Regions from separate parts of the Homo sapiens genome. Here region 1 is linked to region 2. A link is a contact called in ENCODE Hi-C or POLR2A ChIA-PET data. All regions are on one chromosome and are shown on one strand. Each heading gives the region's core, a stretch centred on a gene start or an enhancer-like site at or near the end of the contact. The rest is flanking DNA. Distances are from core to core; before and after follow the strand shown.

The links. Hi-C counts contacts between places; a loop is a spot of excess contacts on that map. ChIA-PET counts read pairs that join two places held with the same protein, here RNA polymerase II (POLR2A).
Region 1: a map of PC-3 shows a loop between it and region 2 (10-fold over the local background). The contact joins two enhancer-like sites. A Hi-C loop is called at or near these places in 3 of 168 maps with a recorded cell type or tissue (A673, IMR-90 and PC-3). POLR2A ChIA-PET finds 5 or more read pairs at or near these places in 2 of 52 experiments (AG04450 and activated CD4-positive, alpha-beta T cell).

The regions. Positions count from the first base shown.
Region 1 is chr2:215,529,974-215,533,239 of GRCh38, reverse strand. No RefSeq gene overlaps it. Among named protein-coding and RNA genes, the nearest start is that of FN1, 96 kb to the right of the region's middle. Within about 2 kb of position 1,744, at least 4 of the 41 ENCODE cell types and tissues checked have a DNase peak (open chromatin) inside an H3K27ac peak, as active enhancers do; they include IMR-90 and PC-3, where a contact is called at or near this core.
Region 2 is chr2:215,791,882-215,795,356 of GRCh38, reverse strand. All of the region lies in intron 1 of LINC00607 (long intergenic non-protein coding RNA 607), which reads left to right. Among named protein-coding and RNA genes, the nearest start is that of LINC00607, 50 kb to the left of the region's middle. Within about 2 kb of position 1,441, at least 8 of the 41 ENCODE cell types and tissues checked have a DNase peak (open chromatin) inside an H3K27ac peak, as active enhancers do; they include IMR-90 and PC-3, where a contact is called at or near this core.

The sequences.
Region 1 (3,266 bases), core at 495-2,994, 260 kb after region 2:
CATACTGCTATCAAAAACTACACGAGACTGGGTAGTATATGAAGAAAAGAGGTTTAATTGACTCACAGTTCCACAGGTTGTACAGGAAGCATAGCTGGGGAGGCTTCAGGAAACTTTCAATCATGGCAAAAGAGAGAAGGGAAAGCAAGCACCTTCTTCAAATAGTGGAGTGGGAGAAAGTGAGAGAGCAAAGGGGAAGTGCTACACACATGTAAACAACCAGATCTTGCAATAGCTCACTCACTATCAGGAGAACAGCAAGTGGGAAATCTGCTCCATATGATCTAATCATCTCCCACCAGGTCCCTCCCGCAACACTGGAGATTACAATTCAACATGAGATTTCAGTGGGGACACAGAGCCAAACCTATCACAAAATCTCTTCCAGAGATATTTCAAGATCCTGCTTTCAATTCCATTTTGAGATATTTCAATTGAATTTCAAGATATTTCAAGTCTCTGCTTTCAATTATTTGGGGTATATACCTAGAAGTAGAATTGATGAATCATATAGTAATTCCACTTTAAAATTTTTGAGGGACAACCATACTGTTTTCCATAGTGGACATGCCATTTTACATTCTCACCATCAGTGCAGAAGGGTTTCAGTTTCTCCACATCCTCACCAACACTTGTTATTTTTTGTTTTTGTTTTTACTTAACAATAGTTATCCTAAATATGAGGTGAGATGTCATTGTAGTTTTCATTTGCATTTTCCTAAAGATTAGTGAGTTTGAACATTTTTCACAGGCCTATTGGCCATTTGTATAACTTATTTGGAGAAGTGTCTTTTCAAGTCCTTTGCCACTTTTGAATCAGGGTGTTTATTGTGATTGTTGTAGAATTTTAGAATTCCCTATATATTCTGGATATTAATCCTTTATCACATATATAATAAAATTTCCCCATCTCATGCTAGTTAACAGTGACAATAAAAACATTAAATCATAAAAAAAGAGTGAGAGTGATTTCACCAGTCAAGTGACTCCTAAAAATTTCTAGTTTTACCTTAAAGTCAAATAGAATGCCAATACAAATGTCTCTTAAGGCCTGACATTAGTTAAGATATATTTGCTTATTGGAAGGTAAGGGAAAGGGCGATGTGAATGGGGAAAGGTGAGTGGCCACAGGAGGGCATATTTATGTAAAAATATTTTTTGAAAAACCTACACGCCACAGTTAAAAAATCTAGTAAGTGCTCAGGCTGATGGTTTTAATGTTCATAATAGATCCAAGAGATGCATTTGTGATATTTCCATCCTTATACCTCCTGGTAGAATTGCATGTTATCTACTTACTTAATATTTTAATATTCTAATCTAGGCTTTTTTCATGAATCATTATATTAAACCAGTGCTCTTAATAAAATTGTCAGGGCCTCTGTTTATAGAACCAAACTGGTGGGACTTACCAGAATCCACTAACCAAGAAAAGAAAACAGAAGTTCTTTTCTTTAAAATGAGGCAGTGGTATTTACAAAATGGCTTGAGAGCAGTGTTGTCAACCCCTGAAATTATTCTGGACTAGATTAAATGTTTTTGCAAGATATTCTTCAAGTAAAGAAAGAGATAAGGGTCATTTCTTTGAGTGATAGGGAAGTTCGTCTAACAACATAACTTGTCAAGGAATAATTCTCACTCTAAATATTTTTCACACAGAATGGTGACTCACAGATCTGGGATCGGGGAAAAGGAAAAAATTGTGAGAAACTAAACAGACGTCACCTTTTTCATATTTTTGAGCTTGACTGGTAAGCCTGACACATTTTCCTAGCTGGGTAGTTGATTCCATGAAAGACACCTTTGTTTTATGAATCTAAAGGGGAGAGGAATGAAATGCCTATCTTATCTCTTCGTGAAGGGAATAATAACTACTATATCTAAAAATATGAATCGCCTCAAAATATCTCTATGACTTTCACAAGAAAATGCATATTTAGAATTGTCATCTTTTTTCTTAAAGCTCAAGTTTCACACAATCATCTATGAAGGTTTGTACATATCCAAGTCATTTCTGTCTTTCCTGTTGCTAAGGCTGAAAAAGGCTATCTGGAGATTCTACTCCATTTCTCTTGAGACACAGTCCAAGATAGTAGTCCTTAGTTGATGGTGAAAACACACTGATTCCAAGTGACATATAGATAAGTGATGCTCTATTAGGCCCTAAAATTGATTTTTCCCAGTAAACTTAAGGCAGAAATGCATTTCTCACGATGCTGCACTTTCCCTACTTTTTTTCTGCAGTGCCGAGATAGGCATTCTGTCTTCACCCACTCCTGCAAGTTCACATTCGCACACTCAGTTTACCTCAACTCTATGCACCTCTAAGTCATCAATCAGATGGGCAACCAGAGAATTAACCTCTTGATTTTTAAAAACAAAGTTTGTTGAACCTAAATGTCCAACAAAAAGGATTTGTTTTAAAATCCTGGTACATTCTAACAATGCAGTGCCTTTCAGTCATTTAAAATAATGCTGAGTGGACTATTTAATGATGTGGAAATATGGAAAAAGGTCCATAAACTATTGTGAAGTGGGGGGAAAGGCAGTTATCAAATGGTGTGCATAGAAAGTAATTATATAAATATAAATACACACAAAGTTACAAATGTCTGGAATGTTTTAGCAAATTAATGGTGACTTTTCTCTTGCATAAATAGATTTTTACTTATTTCAGCTCTACATGTACTTATTTTCTCATTTAGGAATCAAGATTTCACATGGCACCTCGAGGACAGGATTATTAATAGCCTTTGTGTCAGCCTGATGGTAAAGCTTTCTCTTTGAATCCTTTGTATAGTTGCTTTTCCTTCAGAAAGACCATCCCATTTACTCATCATGTGGTGAGTAAGCATAAGCAATCAAAATACAAGTACTATAAATATTGTAATTAGAGCCTCATCCTCTCGGTTAGACCCTCCCTAGCAAACACACCTCTCCCTAGCAAACACATTGTTTATATATTACTTTGATATTCAGAAAGAATTGGAACTGTGTCTGTAACCAGAATCTCCAAGGAGAACTAAGATGTACTGAGCACCTAACGTAATACATTCCTAGTGTTTTATATGTAGGATTGGTGATCGCAGATTTTAAGTTATGTGCCCAAGGTCACTTGGCTAAGTGACGAAATGCAGATTCAAATCCAAATCTGATTAATTGCAAAATTCTATGCCTTTCCCCCAGCAGAGAGTAAAGTCTCTAAAATATTTCTTGAGTACCTACTTTATGTCAGGCACTACCTATATAGATTCATTTGTTCCTTA
Region 2 (3,475 bases), core at 192-2,691:
TGCCAGAAATTTCCCTGATGCTCAGTGCTCCCACTTCCCCTCCTTACTATTTGTAGCTTATTTTTTCCTTAACTATTTTTGCTGTTTACTCTCCCTCGGGCTTCTACTCTGTGCCTCTAAAGACTCAACAAGGATGCTGTTAGCTGCTTTCTCCTCCCAATGACCCATAAAATCTTATCCTGGTGTCTGGTGATACTTCCCTGGCAATTATTCATTCACCAACACCACCTTCCACCTTGTGCAGGAAGGCCCCTTCTTGGCAAACGAAACTCCCACTTAGCACTTTACGGCTCAAAGTAGAGCTGCTGCCCCTCACCCTGTGCCTCCAGCCCCATCCAGTGGAATGTTTTCATGCTCACAGCAGTTTTAAGTAAGGCACAGCTTTTCTTGTCCCAGAAGGGTAGAAACGGGGATGGGTTAGAGGGATGTATTAAGCACAATTGCAATAAGGGCTTTGGAGCCTTCAGGTCCCAGGCAGGAGATCATATTTTAATACCCATGGCTAAAACTGAGCTATAAAACTTGGAGAAGATTGTAAATGCTTTGTTTTACAACACACATAACAAATAACAGCCTGACCCTTGTTAAAAAAAAAAATTCTGACAGTTGTTAAAACAGTAAGGAAGATTTTATTCAGGACTATTGCAATAGGTATCAAGACTATTGCAGTAGGGGAGAGACATTGGGTTCAACTCTGAATATAGCAAAGCCGTGGGGCATTTATATCCAATGAACAGAGTGAGGGGGTCCGTGAATGGAAAATTACTAAGAGGAGACAACGAAGATAGGGAAATTCTTCTAAAGAGACTAACAGAATTCTTGCTGAAGGCAGGCCAGGGTGATTAGATATCAAGGATAGGGGATTTTTGCTAGACTGACTTAGCAGAATTCTTGCTAAAACTGGACTAGGCAGGCCAAAGACAAGGCCCAAAGATGAGGCCTATTTGAGAAGAGGGCACAAAGAACCTGGTCTAAAGTTTGTTTACAGAGACAGTCTTTGTTGTTATCCTCTATGGTGTTAACTTGCTAAGCTTAACTTAGGTTTTCCAGCCCTGTCCCTATGTCAATGACTAAGCTTACCCCAAACACAAGTACACACAGTCTTCATTAATAGAAAGTAACCACTAAAAGAGAACAAAACAAATAAACCCACCTCCTACTGATTAAGCAAGCTAACTTGTAGAAACTTCTAGTTTTAACCAGCTCCCTCTCCCTCCTTTTCCTCCTTGCTTTGCTGAAAGTAAGTGCATTATTGCATTGTAAGCTGTGGGATTCTGCTGTGTATACTGTGTGATGTCAAAATATTTGTTCTAGGGTTCAAAGTGATACAAGTAAAATCTTTGGAGATGTGTGCTAGGTGACACAGAAAGCAAACCAGAGATTTCCTTGCAAATACAAACTCAGTGGCCTAGTGTGACTAAGACTTCCCATGCCTGGTTTGGAGTTAAGCCAAACCATGCTTAACACAAAAAGGAGGAACTCCTAAACTCATGTACTGCTCAGTCATTCCCCAAGTAACAGTCTTCACTAATCAGAGGGGTCTTGGTTTCAGCAGGAAGAGATAAGCATGTACGTGTATGGGTGTAAGCTGCTTTTCCCTGAGTTGCCGTTCTGAAGCCATAATGCACATAAAGAAAATAATTTAAATGGCAAAAAGTTTTAAATGGCAAAACTTGTATAGACAAAATAATCTACATTTGAGTATTTGACTTTTTAGCTAAGTAGATGCATTTATAGAAAATGAAAGAAAGGAAAAAGGAAATTATTGGGGCCTAGGGCATGATACCCCAAAATATAGCACCTTGACAATTGAGAAAGCCACAGAAGCAAGAAGGTCACTCTGAGCTTCTCCCATTTTTCTCCCCTAAAACATGGCCATAAATAAATTCTCGGCCAGGCGCGGTGTTTCATGCCTGTAATCCCAGCACTTTGGGAGGCTGAGGCAGGTGGATCATGAGGTCACGAGTTTGAGACCAGACTGGCCAATATGGTGAAACCCTGTCTCTACTAAAAACACACAGATTAGCTGGGCGTGGTGGCACGAGCCTGTAGTCCCAGCTACTTGGGAGGCTGAGGCAGGAGAATTGCTTGAACCCAGGAGGTGGAGGTTTCAGTGAGTCGAGATAGCACCACTGCACTCCACCCTGGGCGACAGAGCAAGACTCCATCTCAAAAAAAAAAAAAAAAAAAAAAAAAAGAAAAGAAAAGAAAACAAAAGAAAAGGAGTTCTCTGAACTCTCTTGCTAAGTTCCCCTCAGTTTATTACCACTGGGTCATACTCCCTTTTTGTCCAGTTGTAGTTCTACATGACTGCCCGTTCTTCATAGAACCTAAGCCAAAAAAAAAAAAAAAAAAAAAAAGACAAGAAAAAGAAAAAAAAAATCACAATTTTCCCCTGGTTTGAGGGTATTCATTTCTGAAGGCTCCCATGTCATGTAAAACTCTAGTTAAACAATTTTGTTATGATTTTCTCTTGTTAATCTGTCTTTTGTTATGGGGTGTCAGCCACGAACCTTGTCATCAGTGAGAAAAAGATAATACCTTTTCTCCCCTTCAGAATACGTTTCAACAAACCCAGCTTAATATTTTAGCAAAAATAATATGAATTTTATTTGGAGTATGTTGGGATGATGAAAATATTTATCCTAAATTATTTTAAAAAACTAACTTCTAAGAGAGTCTACTGAGGGATTCTGGAGAAATATTCTAGACCTTCATAGATTCAGAAATTATCTGACTTGGAAGGAGCTACATATATAATCTAATCTACCTCCCTCATTTTCAAATGAACAATTAGAAAGTCAAGGGAAATATTCTAAATGAGTTTTCAATAAGAAGTACCAGTCATACAGGCATTTTTTAATGCTCTGAAAATTCTGATGCCAATATTAATATTCAATATAACATTGTATACTGCAGTGATTTTTACTAGCAAAACTGAAAAGAGCTTAGTCTAGGAAAAATGCTTATTTTGGCACAAAAAGACCAGAAAAGTAGTACAGCAAAGGATGGATTCTAGGAGACTTAAGATTAAGGTCCCCACAAGGAATTTCATCAAGAACCACCTTACTCTAAATCTTTGAATTAATGATAAAAATAGCTCTTCTAAGCATCAGAAAAGGAGTACTAAACCACCCCCTTTTGCCTTAGATTGATCTCAGGGCACGTTTCTCTTTGGCGATAAATCAAATATGGAATATGGTAAAAATTACAGGGGTTGGTGATGCCTGTGGAAATGTTACATTTTGGTCATAATTTTTTATTCTAAATAATGGTTTATGATATTCCATTGAGACTTCTGTGCCCTATGAGTGAGGATAAGCCCCACACTGGAGTTTGTATACAACAATGAGATTTAGGATAGCTCTTTGTAAACAGGCTGGGAAAGAGGCTTATCTATGAATTGCTTTAGATTGAAAGAAAAAAGAAAAGTGCTGGGGTCTCACCCCTAATTCTTCAGCTTTGTTCTTCAGTG